Linked DNA regions of Homo sapiens: region 1 is linked to region 2. Evidence: chromatin contacts called from ENCODE Hi-C or POLR2A ChIA-PET data. All regions are on one chromosome and are shown on one strand. Each heading gives the region's core, a stretch centred on a gene start or an enhancer-like site at or near the end of the contact. The rest is flanking DNA. Distances are from core to core; before and after follow the strand shown.

Region 1 (7,272 bases), core at 3,925-6,424, 40 kb before region 2:
AGTGGGAGGTTTTGTAGGTGATGGAGTGATCGGTCTTCTTGGCCGCATAGCGGAACCGGTGGTAGTGGAGCACCAGGGCCAGCGCGACGGAGACCAGCACCAGCACGGCGCCCCCGGCGGCCATTACGTAATACCAGTAGGCTGGGATGGGCTGCATGGGCACCGTGTCCACTGTGGGCTCGGTCCCTGGCAGGAGGGTGCCCCCTGGTGGAGAGACACAGAAGAGTGTTGCTAGGCTGAGAGCATGCAGACTAATCAAAAGACTAATTTAAAAAAAGAAAGAAACACACACATGCTTTGGGACATACAGGGAAGGGTCTGGGGGACTAAGGTGGTACTCAGTCCTTAGCACCTGCCAAGCACTTCTCAACGATTGCATTATTTCCTACTTACCCCCTTGGGAGGTAGCTATTGTCAGACCCATTTTACAGATGAGGAAACAGAGGTGGAGAGAGGTTAAGTTAAGTGGTTATACAGCTAGTTAAATAGTAAGTATGGGATTCAACCAAGAATGGTAGAATTACACATCTCTTCTCTTTCTGTTCAACCACAATCACTTTATAATATATGGAAGTGTTCTAATTCTTTCTCCCTCCATCTCCCTCTCTCTCTCACACACACACATACACATACACAAATACATACAAGTAAATGATGCTGACATGACTTCCGGGATTCAGTGAGGCAGATTTCCTGAGTGGTGGAAACACCATATTTGGTCTGGCTGGCCAGCATTCTCAGCAACAATGTATTAATTAAGCTGGCTAGACTTGAAGGTAAATTCCACTTTGGCTTGCCAAGGCTTCTGTGCCCATTGAAATTAGCCTGGTCTTGCCTAGACAGGTCAATCACCACTGTTAAGTCATGACTAATGCATCCTCATTTTTTAATTGGATGGAGGATTTTTAAAAGCAGATTGGAAGGGAAGTTGCAACAAAAAAAATGTGGGCACAAAATGACAGAGGGTATGTGAGAGCGAGAGTGAGTGAGTGAGAGAGAGAGGGAGGGAAATCATTCTTAATGACAGAAAAGACAGAGCAGGGAAGAGAAGCTGGCAGAGTATTTAGAAGGCAACCACGTTCACTGGCCGCTGCCGGTTGCTATGGAGATGATGTAGTAGATTTAAGCCCAGGGTAACTCTGGGGAAAGACTGGCTGGAGTCCCACTTGATGCAAAGCAGTGTTACAACTTGATTCTCCCAAAGATTTACATCAGATGAGAATCTGGCCCAGAAAGGGACTAGGAGCTTTTGAGCTTGCCAAAACCAGACATGATCTTTACTTCTGAAAAATGATATATGCTTCTCCTATGAAAAATGCCTCCCTAGCTGTTTGCATTAAGCCGGAAAGATGCATCCTCTCTACTCATGGGGTGCCCCAGCAGGGGAGCCATGGGTGGGAAGTGCTGCGGGCTCCTTCATGCATTAGTGGTCCTACCCTGTGAGCAGAGGGTGGTCCCCCTCTGCTCAAGATGCAAACGGGGCTCATTTCTATTTTCATGCCTCCTTACACTACCCACCCTAAGATTCAGAGCTCCTTAAGCAGAGGAACTCACTCTCATCATGAGGAACTTGCTCTCATCCATACCTAAGGGTTTATACAAAGAAGGCACTCAATAAATGCTTGGTGAATCAAACACTGAACTGAGGCTAAGACTCCTATTTCTGAGTCTGTGTTCTCTAATTCCTGCAGCCTGAACATCAGAACTCCTCTCTTTGATCTGGGGAATAGGTGGGAGGTGGGTCAGACCTTCTAATGTCTTCTCAGAAGTGATAGAAAAATGAGAACATTTTTCTTGGAAAATATTTCAAAGCCTGCTCAACTTCTTAGCTCTTAATCACTGCTTTCTCCTGCTGTATGAATCCCCTTCCGCTAGGGTGCAGGTTCATTGGCACCTCTTGGGTGACCAGAAGTCCCACAACATTGGCAGAGCTTTGACAAGGATGTGTTGCTCTGCACACACCTTGACAGCCACATCCACAACCCCTGGGGTAGAAATGACCCCAGAATCCCAGGATCCCCTGAATGTCCCTTTATACATCTTCCTCTTCTCCCACCTTATTGCCTGCCCTCTTTGTCTTTGTCCCCAAACTAATTCTGTCTTTTACTAGTTTCATTACCATAGCTGAGAAAGGCCTCTCTCTCTCTCATATTTGTGGCCATGGTGGAAATTATGCATAGAAAGAGAGGAAGAGAAAGCAAGGTGCTGGAAATGGCTCCTTGAAGTGGCCAGCTTGCAAGTCACAGTCAACTGGTGTCAATTCATTATTCAGGTCACCAAGAGGATCTGCTGCCTGGCAACCATCCTGCTGCTGGATTTTCGATATGAGCTTACAAAAATGCACAGGAAACATCAAAGTGTTAAGGGATGCCCCCAGAGTTCCTCAGAGACATCCCTTCTCTCCCCAAAGGGTGTCCTGGGGTTTGTCTCTGATTTTCATGTGGCTCCACAGTGAGGGCCATCCCCTAATGAGGCTGCAGCTCACCCATCAAGAAAAGGGAGGTGATAAATCCTCAGGGATTAGCTTTCCCTCTAAAGAAGTACCTGACCAGACCACAGAGGTGGGAGCAGAAATTTTTGTCAAGCAGAACATGGTCACAACTACCCACATTCCCTCCATCACTACATCATCTTTGTTCAAAAGTCTGCTTTCCTTCAGCCAAAATGCTGGTTTCCAACACAAAATACACAACCTATGGCTTAAAGTGCTCAGGCTGGAGAAGGATGAAGCCTTCATGTTTCTCTTACAGTGTTTCTTACGATAAGAGACAATGTTAGGGCACAATGGAGAGAATCAAGGGGACCTGCTGGAGGAAGGTGAAATCCTAGTACATGGATTACATATTTAGAATCAGAGACACAGACATAGTCTCTCAGAATCCTGCTCTACTTGAAAGACAAACTCCACTTTAAGTAAGACCCTCTTCTCCTTCTCTACTTATCCTTCTCTCCCCTGAAATTATCAACATGTAGAAAACTTCAGTGACAAAAGCTACTTGGGGGACATTATACTGGCTCCTTAAACATTTTCTTTGGGCATTTGTTTGGAGAAATGAGAAATAGTACTATGTGAATTCATGTTTTAATGTCAAGAGGTTAGAAATAACGTTAATGTTAGAAAAGAGAGGATATGACTAGCAAACCCTTCCTGATCCCCTACAAGCAACTCTTGGTTGACTTGCAGCTGGGGGCTAGAAGTTTCTCAGAACATTCACTAGCTAAAAAGACTCAACTCCAAAGGCAGGTGGAGTGTGCTGGTTTAGAATCTGGCCCTGTTCCAGCCTTGGAGAGCTGTATGCTAATGAGGCTGTGGTTTGCCAACTAGAGAAAAGGAAGACGATAAATCAATAGGGGTTAAATCCATACCCAAAGCACCTTCCCAGACAACATCAGCAATCCAATGAATGCCAGATGGATGGATGAATAGATAGGTGGATGGATAAATGGACGGATGGCATAGGGGAATATATTTGGACCAATGTTCAGACTCCCTGGAAAATGTTGATGACCTACTGGTACTTCCCTGGAGAGTTATTTTCAGAAAGTGCTAGAGATTTTGCTAGCTCATGTGGCACCTCTATGGGAAATTAGAAAAAGGTGCCCACTTTAGGCAGATGTCACCTGCACCAGATGCCCGAATTGCTGAGTTGTGCAATTTTAGCTTCACTTGCCCCTTCAGCCATCTGGGGGTGATCGAGCCATTGCTTGACAAAAAAGGAGCCTGGGCTAGGTGGGTGAAAGTGTAGGTGAGAATTCAACCTTGCCTGGAGTTGGTTGATCTGTTGACCTGAATTTTCCCTTTGATTGATCTAATTTCTACCGCTTACTCACATGTCTTTTTTCACCTGGAAAACACTTTCAATTCCTGAACTATTTTTCATTAATTCCCACCCCAGATTCTCTACAAAGTTTTCCCATTGTGTGAGATAATCAGAAACAGATACTTAAATAGTCAATAACTGAACTCCAAGTGCATTTGCAAGGTTGCACAGGCTCCCATCTGTAAAAATTCTGAGCCCCCTGGAGAAAAGCAATGCAAACACAAAGAATTTGAATTTTGAGAAACAATAAAGTTTGAGAAACCAGGCATGGGAGAAAATAAGAAAAACAGTTACACATGAGGTAGTGTTCCGGTCATTCCTATCTGCAAATAGGGTCACTATGCAATTGGGAAACGTGTCTGTAACAACGGCCACCCTGAGTGGACATTTCCTGTGTATTAACCATTGGTCTACGGGCTTCACATGAATCAATTTTGTTTATTCCTCATGACCCTCCAAAGGGAGACCTGAGTACTTGAGAGGACAAGTGATTTTCTCCTGGTTTCACTTGGAGGATAATTGTGGAGAAGGGCAGAGAAGCATTCAGTGAAACCCAAGAGATGGCCCAGGGTCCCCTGAGGAACTGTACACTGCTAGCAAGTGTCAGAGTCACGGCTAGAACCAGGTGGACAAAATCCCAGCCTGTGCTCTAACCCAGGGGTCAGCTCACTGTGGCCTATTGGCCAAATCCAGCCCACTGCCTGTTTGTGTAAATCAATTTTTGTTGGAACACAGACACCCTCATTTGTTTACATATTGCTTATGGATGCTTTTATGCCACAATGGCAGAGCTGAATACTTGCAACAGAGACTGTATGTCCTGTAAAACCCAAGATATTTACTATCTGGCCTTTACAGAACAAGTTTGCAGATTCCTTGCTCTAACCAAGTAGGGAGGGAAGAGGAAACAGTCCTCTTCCTTTCTGCCTCCTATTTCTGTCTGAACCTGTCTGAGGATTGGCGTGTCTCAGTCAAGTCAGTTTCTCACTGAATCTCTGAAATGAGAAAGCATATACTATAGCTGCTTTATGAAATATCATCTGGACCTGGGGGAGTCACCCAGGTTTCCAGAAGAAGTGTTTTGAAAGACACCAAGGGTAAGCCTTCTCTCTTTCTCTTTCAAAAAAGGCTCATTGCATGTCAGAATTGTTTTAGGACTGGCCTGTCTGCACAGTCCTTTCTGTACAGGTTAAAAATGAAGTGCTGGTGGAGGAACATTTCACATAAAGGTTTATTTAATTTGTGAGATTAAACAAACGAAAAAGGTTGGCTCCTCTAGAGAAGTTTACAGAAGATAGTAGAAGAATGTGGTCACGCCCTCTGATGTGTTTGGAAAAAAGACGCACAAGCACAAAGGCATCCCTGAGAAACGACTCTTTCCATCTGCCTTATGAGCATGGTGTGGCGGGAGGCGCCGGGATGTTTTCAGTAAGTTGGCAGAAACCATGTGGATTGCTCCCACATCTAGAGGCATTTTTAAATGCCTCCGAATTCAGATCTCTGACTGGCTGAAGTCTCGGACGCTTCACACTCTTTGGTGGCACTTATGCTACTTTCTGTAAACTGAGTCTTGTCCCTGTGTTCTTGGAGAGAAAAGTTGGTGAAAAACATTTTCTTCCACCCATAGATAAGCTGGCCTCGGCAGTTGTTTACATGAGTGGTAAACTGATGGAGAGGGGACGTGTCAGGCCTCTGTAGCAGGAGAGGTGGCATGCTCCAGCGAACCTCACAAAGAACACCTCTGTGTCCCCTGGGGAAGGATGGCCGCCAAGCAGTTACCCGCTTCACACATCTGATCTCCATGCTTTCTTGCTCAGCAACACCTAGCCTTAATCTGGCAGCTGGAGACATAAGGGGGTGGGGGCAAGGAGGAGGATTCACACACTACAGCTGCCTATCTGGAACCCCGGCAGGGGTTAGGAACACTTCTCTGCCTTTCATCAGACGGTTATGTGCAAAAGCACCATTTAACCCTCTCTGCATCTCAGAAGTGCTTCTAGGAGAAGGAGGCGTGGGAGGAAGGGAGTCCAGGGAGAAAGGGAATGTGAGGCCAGGCCCTGGGATGGGGGACCTTACCCTGGTGGACAAAGCCTTGGGAGGCAGGCAATAGAGGGTGAGGGTGGGAATGGGAAAGGAGAGAAGGGGGTGCAAAATGCAGAGATTGGCCAGTTGGCACCAAAGAAACAGAACTTAAAGCCTAAGGAATAGAGTCAAATGCCAGCCAGCATTACCCCCAAAATGGGCCTCTCTTAATACTGCTCCCCTCTATGCCCAAGAGACAGCTGTGGATGTGCACTTTCTCCTGGTTTTGTCTGGATGAGAACTGTGGAGAACTGCAGAAAGGCACCTAGGGAGACCCGAGAAATGGGGCCCCTGGACCTTAGGAATGGTCTGAGTCATAAACCCCACATTCCCAGCTGAAACGGGAGACATTGATGTTCCTTTTAGCATCCACTAGCGTAGGACAGTCATTCTGAATCCTTCCCTCTGACAACCACCTTCCACAGGTGCACCCAGCTGGGATTTCCGTGAGTCTCTAACAGGTAGGGCACCAGATCGTCTCTCTGCCCGTGCTCTGCTCAGAAACCACAGCCTCTAACACGAACAAAAACTCTTGCCTCCAAGGTGAGCTGCTAAAAATAACCACCTGGTCAACAAACCCCAGAACTCTGATTATGGGCTTCATATATTTTTACTGGCTTCTTTATTGTTCTTGTTTCCTTTATTGAAAAAAGAAAGTATTGGGTAAGAGGAAATAATCCATCACCTTAATTACACCACTTTTCGGTTCTTTTTCCCCCCTTTATACACACGGTTTTTCATTTGTTAAAGCTCAAATCCTAGAAAAAGATACATGACGGCACCATGTTTATAGCCACTGCTTTAAAAAAGAAAAGAAAAGAATGCACACCCAGGCTACATTGTTTAAAATGTGACTCATAACAACCACAAAAAAGGGTCTTTTTAAAAAATCACATGACAACACAGTTTATTCATTCTTTCTTCTCTTTCTCCCTTCTCAACACAGATCTCTTTTTCTTCCAGGCTTTTCTTCATTACTGACTCACATCCTGGCACACAATGTGTCTGTGTGTGTGTGTGTGTGTGTGTGTGTGTGTGTGTATGTATGTATATACACACACACAGCAGAAAACACAGGATGATTTAAATTTAAAATAATATTGCATGGCAAGAAATCAGTAAGAGGCGGAAAATGAAAGATACTTCCAAATATAAAAGATTGCGACCATCTAATAACTCCAGGTCCAAAGGCCACTTTTATTGTATTTCACTAAAGATTTACCTGTACAGTGATTGCTCCCAAAGAATGAGATTACCTTTGTTGCATGATTAATTTATAAGGGAAAAGAAAAACACTCTAATTTGAAAAATGTATAACAATGTAAATGCCTATGGTTGGCAGTGTTTCAACATCAACTTTCCATACCTT
Region 2 (6,871 bases), core at 2,241-4,740:
AGTCAAGTAGGGGGAGGGAACTGTTGCGATGCGGGGTGGGGGGGGGCGGTGGGAAATGATATGAAGGCAATGGGCTTTTTTTGTTGTTTGTGAATCATGGTCCTGATCTTTCTCCTTTAAAACTCCCCTTTAAAGACAATTTAAAAACTTGTTTTAAAGCTTGTTTCATTCTAGTGGATGTGGGAACTTAGCCAGATATAGAGTTAGAGGCATGTGTGTGTGTGTGTGTGCACGTGTATACTTTACATAGATATATGTATATATATATATATATAAACACAGAGAGAGATTAAGAGAAGGTAGGGATGCCGGTAGGCAAAGAAGCTGTCTAACAACCAAATGCACATTTAGGACTCTGATGACCTCTGCTCTCATCCTCCTTTACTTTCGGGCTGTTTTTGTCATCAGGCAGCTTTCCTACATGAAGGAGGAGACAGAGGCACAGGGGCGGCTGCGTTCTGGGGGGCGGGGATGTGCGCATCCCCATCTGTGTGGGCCTGCGGGGCCCGCTAGATTTACTGCGGGATTATGTTACCCCCATCGAGACGCTGAGGCCTGGAACACAGCATACTAACAGGATTAGGGTTTCAGGATTTGAGACAGGAACGCATCAGGGAGGAGCGGGGAGGAGGGCAGCTCAGGGGTGGGGCTGGAGAAGAGCAGGCGGGGGAGGAGCACAGGATCAGAGCAATGAGCGGGCTTGGGGGGAACAGTCAATGTCCTAGGAAGAGGGAAGGAGAAACTCGGACATTCTAGGACATTCTAGCTGGGTGGGGTGGGCCCTCCACCCCTGGAAACCTCCTAACACAGATGTTTGGGTTTTCTTAAGGAGGTGCCTTTAACTCCCAGGTGGGGAGAGATTGAGGGAACAGGGAGTGAGGTTCCAGAGACCTCTGCCACCTGCCTGCCTCTTCAGGTGGAGGCTCTGCAAACCGGAGCAGGGACAAGGTGACATCAGAGAGCAGGACAATCTACCAGGTGAGGGCTTCACTCCAGTGCTCATCTACATTAGTTGGGGTTGGGGCAAGGAACATGATTCCACAGCCCAAGCAGAATCACAGCGCCCTTCCACATCCCCTCTGTGTGCTCCTTGTCACTGGCCTCTGTGCACAGCCGGGGCCTTGGAGTTTAACATCAAGGCTATCAGCGCCAGGGAGGCGCGCCTCAGCTACTGGAGACAGTTCAGCACCCACGGGAGCTGGGTGACGCTGGCCGCGGGAGCCTGATAGAGAAAAGGTTCAAGCTTCTGTATAATGAAATTTTCCCCTGAGCTTCCTAAGTGGAGAGGCTAAAGGTCTGAGCTCATCCCATGGCAAATGGATAAGGGACAAACTTAATTACCTAGGGCACTGGATCCTTCTCCATTATAATTGAGAGGGTCAGATAAACTGAGGGACTTGAACTTGGAAGGGGTATCAGCCCCCTTCAGAGCACACGCAACATGACTTCTGAAGGCTGGTGCCCATTACAGTGTGAGGTATTGTCCTCATCTCATATTCAACAAACAAAATTACTACCACAAAAGGAATAAGGGGAAGCCCATCATCTGCCAGGAGGTTTTTTTAAAAAAAAGGTTTTTCCTGAAAACTTAAATGATCAAGTAGAAGCATAATTGCATCCCTAAGAGAACAGTGAGGCTGGGATGGATGACATTTATCTGAGGCAGCTCAATGCAGGCCCCATCAGATGCAGGGAAAGGTCTGGATGACTTATCATGGTCCATTCCAGGCCTATGATTTTAAAAGAGGCCCATAAATATCCCATGGGGCCTTCTTACTTTTTAAATTGATAACTTGCTTCTGCTCAAGAAGAGCTTTGTGGGTCTACTCCATTAATTATATCCGCGGAGAGCCTTCCATCTACAGATCTCAAGGTGCTTTGCCGATAGCAGCCGCAGCGCCATTCCATTTGGACTGGGTGGAAACGCTGAGGCGTGCAGCCACTAAGAGATGTTTCCAAGATCACACGGTGCCCTGTTTAAGAAGATCTGAAAATAGACATCACGTGCCTCTAGCTGTTAGCCAACTGATTTGAGGGTTTGGTTTTCTGACACCACTCTTTCTCTCCTCCCAAGTCTCTGATTTAAAAATGATTTGTTTTAATTTAGAAAATAAATATGGGATAGAGGATTTTTGAAGTGGAGTGTTTATTTGTTTTGAAGGGATGTGGCCAAATCAAACAAATGGCAACTCCTTTCAACTCTCCATCCTCATGATTCTGTGGTGAAGCCCAGCTCCACAATAATGAGCCTAGTGGGTTAAGCCATGTACAGGCTCATCCTGCATGCAGAACTTCACTGAAGAGGAGGCTTTCCAGGAAAATGTGTACCTCTCAGTCCTTGGACTGAACATGTAGGAAGCCAATTTCCCTCAAGATGAAGAGTAAGGCCTAGGGCGGATTGTGGAGAGCGCCAGTCTGGACATCCAAGTCTGGTGACCAGGCGCCGTCCATGCAGGCTCCAGTTTCCTAGTCCCTGCAGCAAGGCACTTAATCTCTAAGAGCTTCAATTCCACAGTTGTGAAACTCTGTGAAATACTCTAGTGAATAAGCTGGTGCCTGAGGATTTTCTGAGTCCCTTGGAGGTCATCCTTACATTAATGTGATGAACTCAGTGCATTCCTTCCACTCCTGGTGGGGTAATTCTGAAAATTCTTGGACCCAAGTCTTACCTCATCCCTATCTTCACCCATCCATCCTCGATCTGGCCAATAGCGTGCATTTGGCACCCCACAGACTTTCTCTTTTAGCCCAAATTTCTTCCAAATGCATCAGAATAGCCCAGAAACACTGTGACTAACTAGAGCTGTGTCAACAAGGGAGATCCCCACGTTTACCGAATGAGAGGGAACTGAAGATAAGGGCTTTTGCCTAGACAAATAAGGGCAGTAGTCTCTCTCCCCCGTGTCCTGTCACCAGCTGTGGTTCCATTCCCGAGGCACAGCCTATCCCCAGTGCAGAATCATGGAATCAGCATCTCAGGAGGGCAGGAACTAGACCAAGACCTTGTGCCTCTGAGCTCTTCCCATTGCTCTCCATGCGCCCTTCTTGGTATGTATGTACATAATTGTGCCTATAATTATGTAAACATACATGAACCTTCTACTGTTGTATTAACAATGCCATGTCTGCATCTAGGGTGTTATTAATATAGCTGGGGAAACCAAAAGCAGTAATTTCTGCTTGTGGTTTCTGAAGAAATGTATGCAAAGCAATTTGTATAATCTAAAGGAGCACGTGGGTTGGATATGGATTCCATCAGGCAGATGAGCTCTCTGCCTTGTGGTTATGCCATAAATATACATAAGGCGGGCCCACCCTGTATGAGAATCATAGGTTCCATATTTATGGCATGTGGAATTGGATAAAGATTTGGGATGTGCTGTGCATGTGGCCTGTGTAACCAGGCTGCGTTTGCCAGGAGGAGGCTTGCAATGCCCCAGCAACAGTGTGACTGACCACTTTCTCATAGGCGACCTCATGATGACCTGTTGGATGGGAAGAGACCAAGAACAGGCTGCTGCCTGGCTAGGGGAGGCTGGAAAAGAGTTCCTTAGTCTTTCTCACCCACTGGCAGTAAAAAGGAAGGCATTCTTTCAGAGGCCTAGGCCTTGCCTCAGCCCCGTCTGGGTCCACATTGTAAACAGTGTTTTGCAAAGACATAGGACAGCCCTCCCCCGCCACCTTGAGCACTCATTAAACTTGTTTTTCTCTGACTTCCCCAATTCCCTGGTCTTTGGTATGCTGCATTGCTGTTGACAGTGACCAGGGAGTTGAAATCGAGTTCCCACATTTCTGTCCCAAATGTCACTATTCCCTCTTCCTTCCCTGCACACCGGGAAGGCATTTGCAAACCTTCCCTCTGCTCTGAGCAGAGCAGAGCAGAGCAGGCGGTTGCCTTCATCTCTGCTTTGCTTTTCTGCTAACTCCTGTTGTCTGAATTTCACTTTCAAGCCCACCACTTAGCACCAGTTAGCTTGGCACAGTGCCCACCATCCAGCAGCTACAAAGAGAAACTCAGTGGTGGCACTCGGCATGGACGAAGCCTCTTCCTCCACTGCCCCCAAGTCCCTCCCCAACCCCCACCTCCCCCCATGGCATCAAATCAAACTGCGGCAGACTTGACAAATCTATTTGGCACGGTTCACTCAACTACTTCAACCCCAACAGCCCAGAGAGCTGCGCTGACGCACCGTGAATGAGGGGGAATCTGCACATTAAATACAGATATCTGAACGAAAGATCTGCTAATGAAGGGGCAGCTGAGACCATCCTTGCAGGGGAGACAAGGAAAGCCCCTGGGCGTCCACCACACCCGCAGTGGGGTGAAGGAGCTTGGAGAGTGGGGCGATGCCTAATTGGCAGGCTCTCCATTTTCCTGCCTCCTTCTAAGTACACAAAGGATGAATTTCTAATGGGGAAGAGAATGGGCTTTTCCTCTGCCCCAACTCCATTTATTTGGGCACGACTAATTCAGTAAAACAAAAACAAAAACAAAAACAAAAAAACTCTCAAGTTACCCCTTGGCTGCTGGGGAACTAAATCTAGCCAAGTGGGGAAAGAGGAGGCAAAAGAGAGAGAATATATCCATTATGAAAAAGTTGAGAAAAATAATTCTGAAAACCAGAAAGCTAAATTCAATTTCAGGAATATCTTTCCTGAAGAATGAATACCAGGGATAAAGCCAGGGAGGACAGCATTCTATGAAAATGTGCAGTGCTAAGGTATTTCCAAAAGCAGATTTCCTACAAATGATGTTTTAAATAGCATCCTGGTCCATCTGCATGCTTTTAAAACAGCTTATGCTACAGTATCCCTCTGGGCCTGTGCTGCTTAGTCATTGCGCCTGGACAGGGAGACAATCAGGTGAGCCCCACTCCTCTCCCCGGGGACCACCCCTGCCTGGCTTCTGGCCCTCGTCTGCTAGCTGAGCTTCCGAGATCTACCGGTTTATAATTGAAAAGGGTGGGGTGGAACCAGGTCTCAGCCCCCAAGCTCCTGGCACCCAGTGCCAATTCAGGCTGGGCATTCCCAACGGATGCTTGGTAAGTCTTTCTGAAACCAAGTCAGTGGGAAACCAGACCTGGCCTGGCACATCTTTCAATTGCTAAGTACCTCACTTTCCTTATCGTGGAAATCGGGCAATTGTGTGCATGTGTGTGAGATACCTGGTAATATCCAGAAGCCATGGTTTTCAGATGAGTGGTACCCCGTTACTATGGTGATTTTGATTTTTTAAAAATCTACTCCTTTTCCCGTTTCCCAAGTGAGACTGCCAACATCACAGTTCAGAATTTTCTGGGTCTGAGGTTTCCAGCTGCACCAGTCAGAGCAAGCTGCCTCGGGGCAGTGACAGGGGCTGAGGAGATTCCCTTTGGAAAAGATCTTTGGCCTCCCTAGGCTTGGCCACATGTGCCCCATTTTGATAATTCACACTCTGACAGACCAGGGCTTGGTGGAACTGTAATGCTACAGGAGAGACCCTCTTCCTCCCTCCCTACCTCCTTTTTAGGGAAGGACAGGCAGCCCCTAGGAATCCCCCAGACATCACACTCTCCTTCCAGACCTCTGCACCAGCTCCTGCTCTGCAGGGGGCATCGTGCCCTGTGTTCCCATCACAGATACCCCAATCCTACCCACACAAGCCCCTGGCTGTTTGCAATAAGCCCCCATGGGCTGAGTGTGCTGTGTATATACACATAGAGCCAGCACATCGCCTGTGCCAGCTGCAGACCCAGAATGTCATGTCTTAAGAAAGTGGAGTGCCAGACATTCATCCATATGTATACAACAAAAGCCCCACATCACCCACACAGACCACACCTCCGGGAGCCGCAGATGCGGGAGGCACCAGCAGAGAGAATTCAATGCCTCGCCGCTAAGCATGATTGCCAGTTCAGAGCCCATCCCCAACAAACTGAATTTCTCCTCATTATTTATTGTCCTTTTTCTTCTCCAGGACATTGTGATTCCCTCTCAGGATTTGTGCCCTTTCATTTCCAGAGCTCGGTAACTCCTGAACTATAGTATCATGTGGTTTTGTGATTGTTAACCCAGCATGTGGAAGGGACTCAGGCCATAAATGTTCAGTGAATCCTGGGTGGGGAGAAGTGGACTGGGGACATATTTTCTCCTTCATTTGAAGTCAGAGAACACTCTGCAAGCTCTCTCTCTCTGCTGCGCAAGATGCAACAGCAACTGGCTGTCAGAGAAACGGTGTTTTCCAATCGCTTTAGCCTAAGAGAGAAGATTTTCAAGGCCAGCACGACCCTTGCCTCCATCAATTATCTGAGCCTGACTACACAAGGCCCTCTCTCCTGTAGGAGGTCGGCTTAAAGCTCCCCTGATCCCATCCCTCCTGCCCTGGTCCAATGTGCCTTTAAGGTAGGATCATGGATTTACCTTGTGGTTTTTGCCATGCCGGTACACCATCCAGTCCTCTCCATTAGTGCTGACTTCCAGCTTGTAGGATTTGACATAGTAGCCATTCTGTGTTTCCCTGGAAATCGCTCCCTGTGTTGCGATGGCCGTGAGCATGGTTAAAAAGCGCAGGTCCACCTGGGGAATAGAGGGCTGGAGTAAGAGACCACCATTCCCAACACAGGGCAGTGTCTTGTTTTTTTCCAAAGGACACAATCATTAGACTTTGCTTCCAACCTGTATCTGTGATTCACTGAGACATACTTGTAATTAGTATCAGTTTGCAATTCCATTGGACGATTAAACTCACATTATCTTACACTAAATCAGACACCTTGAAAAGTTAGGTTATTTTTCTTTTTTCTCTCTTTTGCAAATATGAAGGGACAATACTCGATTTTTCTCAATCATTGAACATCTAGAGCTATAATCCCTTCTTAGTAAATGATGGCCT

What was found. Hi-C counts contacts between places; a loop is a spot of excess contacts on that map. ChIA-PET counts read pairs that join two places held with the same protein, here RNA polymerase II (POLR2A). Pooled maps may share reads with other maps.
Region 1: a loop to region 2 is called in a pooled map, with 5 times the contacts of the local background. The contact joins two enhancer-like sites. A Hi-C loop is called at or near these places in 1 of 50 pooled maps. POLR2A ChIA-PET finds 5 or more read pairs at or near these places in 3 of 52 experiments (AG04450, H1 and PC-9).

Annotation. Positions count from the first base shown.
Region 1 is chr2:205,769,178-205,776,449 of GRCh38, reverse strand. The region is part of intron 15 of NRP2 (neuropilin 2); the gene reads right to left. Among named protein-coding and RNA genes, the nearest start is that of NRP2, 90 kb to the right of the region's middle. Within about 2 kb of position 5,174, at least 2 of the 41 ENCODE cell types and tissues checked have a DNase peak (open chromatin) inside an H3K27ac peak, as active enhancers do.
Region 2 is chr2:205,727,575-205,734,445 of GRCh38, reverse strand. It overlaps NRP2 (neuropilin 2), which reads right to left. Exons shown (of 17, transcript NM_003872.3): 7 at 6,400-6,555. Among named protein-coding and RNA genes, the nearest start is that of NRP2, 49 kb to the right of the region's middle. Within about 2 kb of position 3,490, at least 3 of the 41 ENCODE cell types and tissues checked have a DNase peak (open chromatin) inside an H3K27ac peak, as active enhancers do.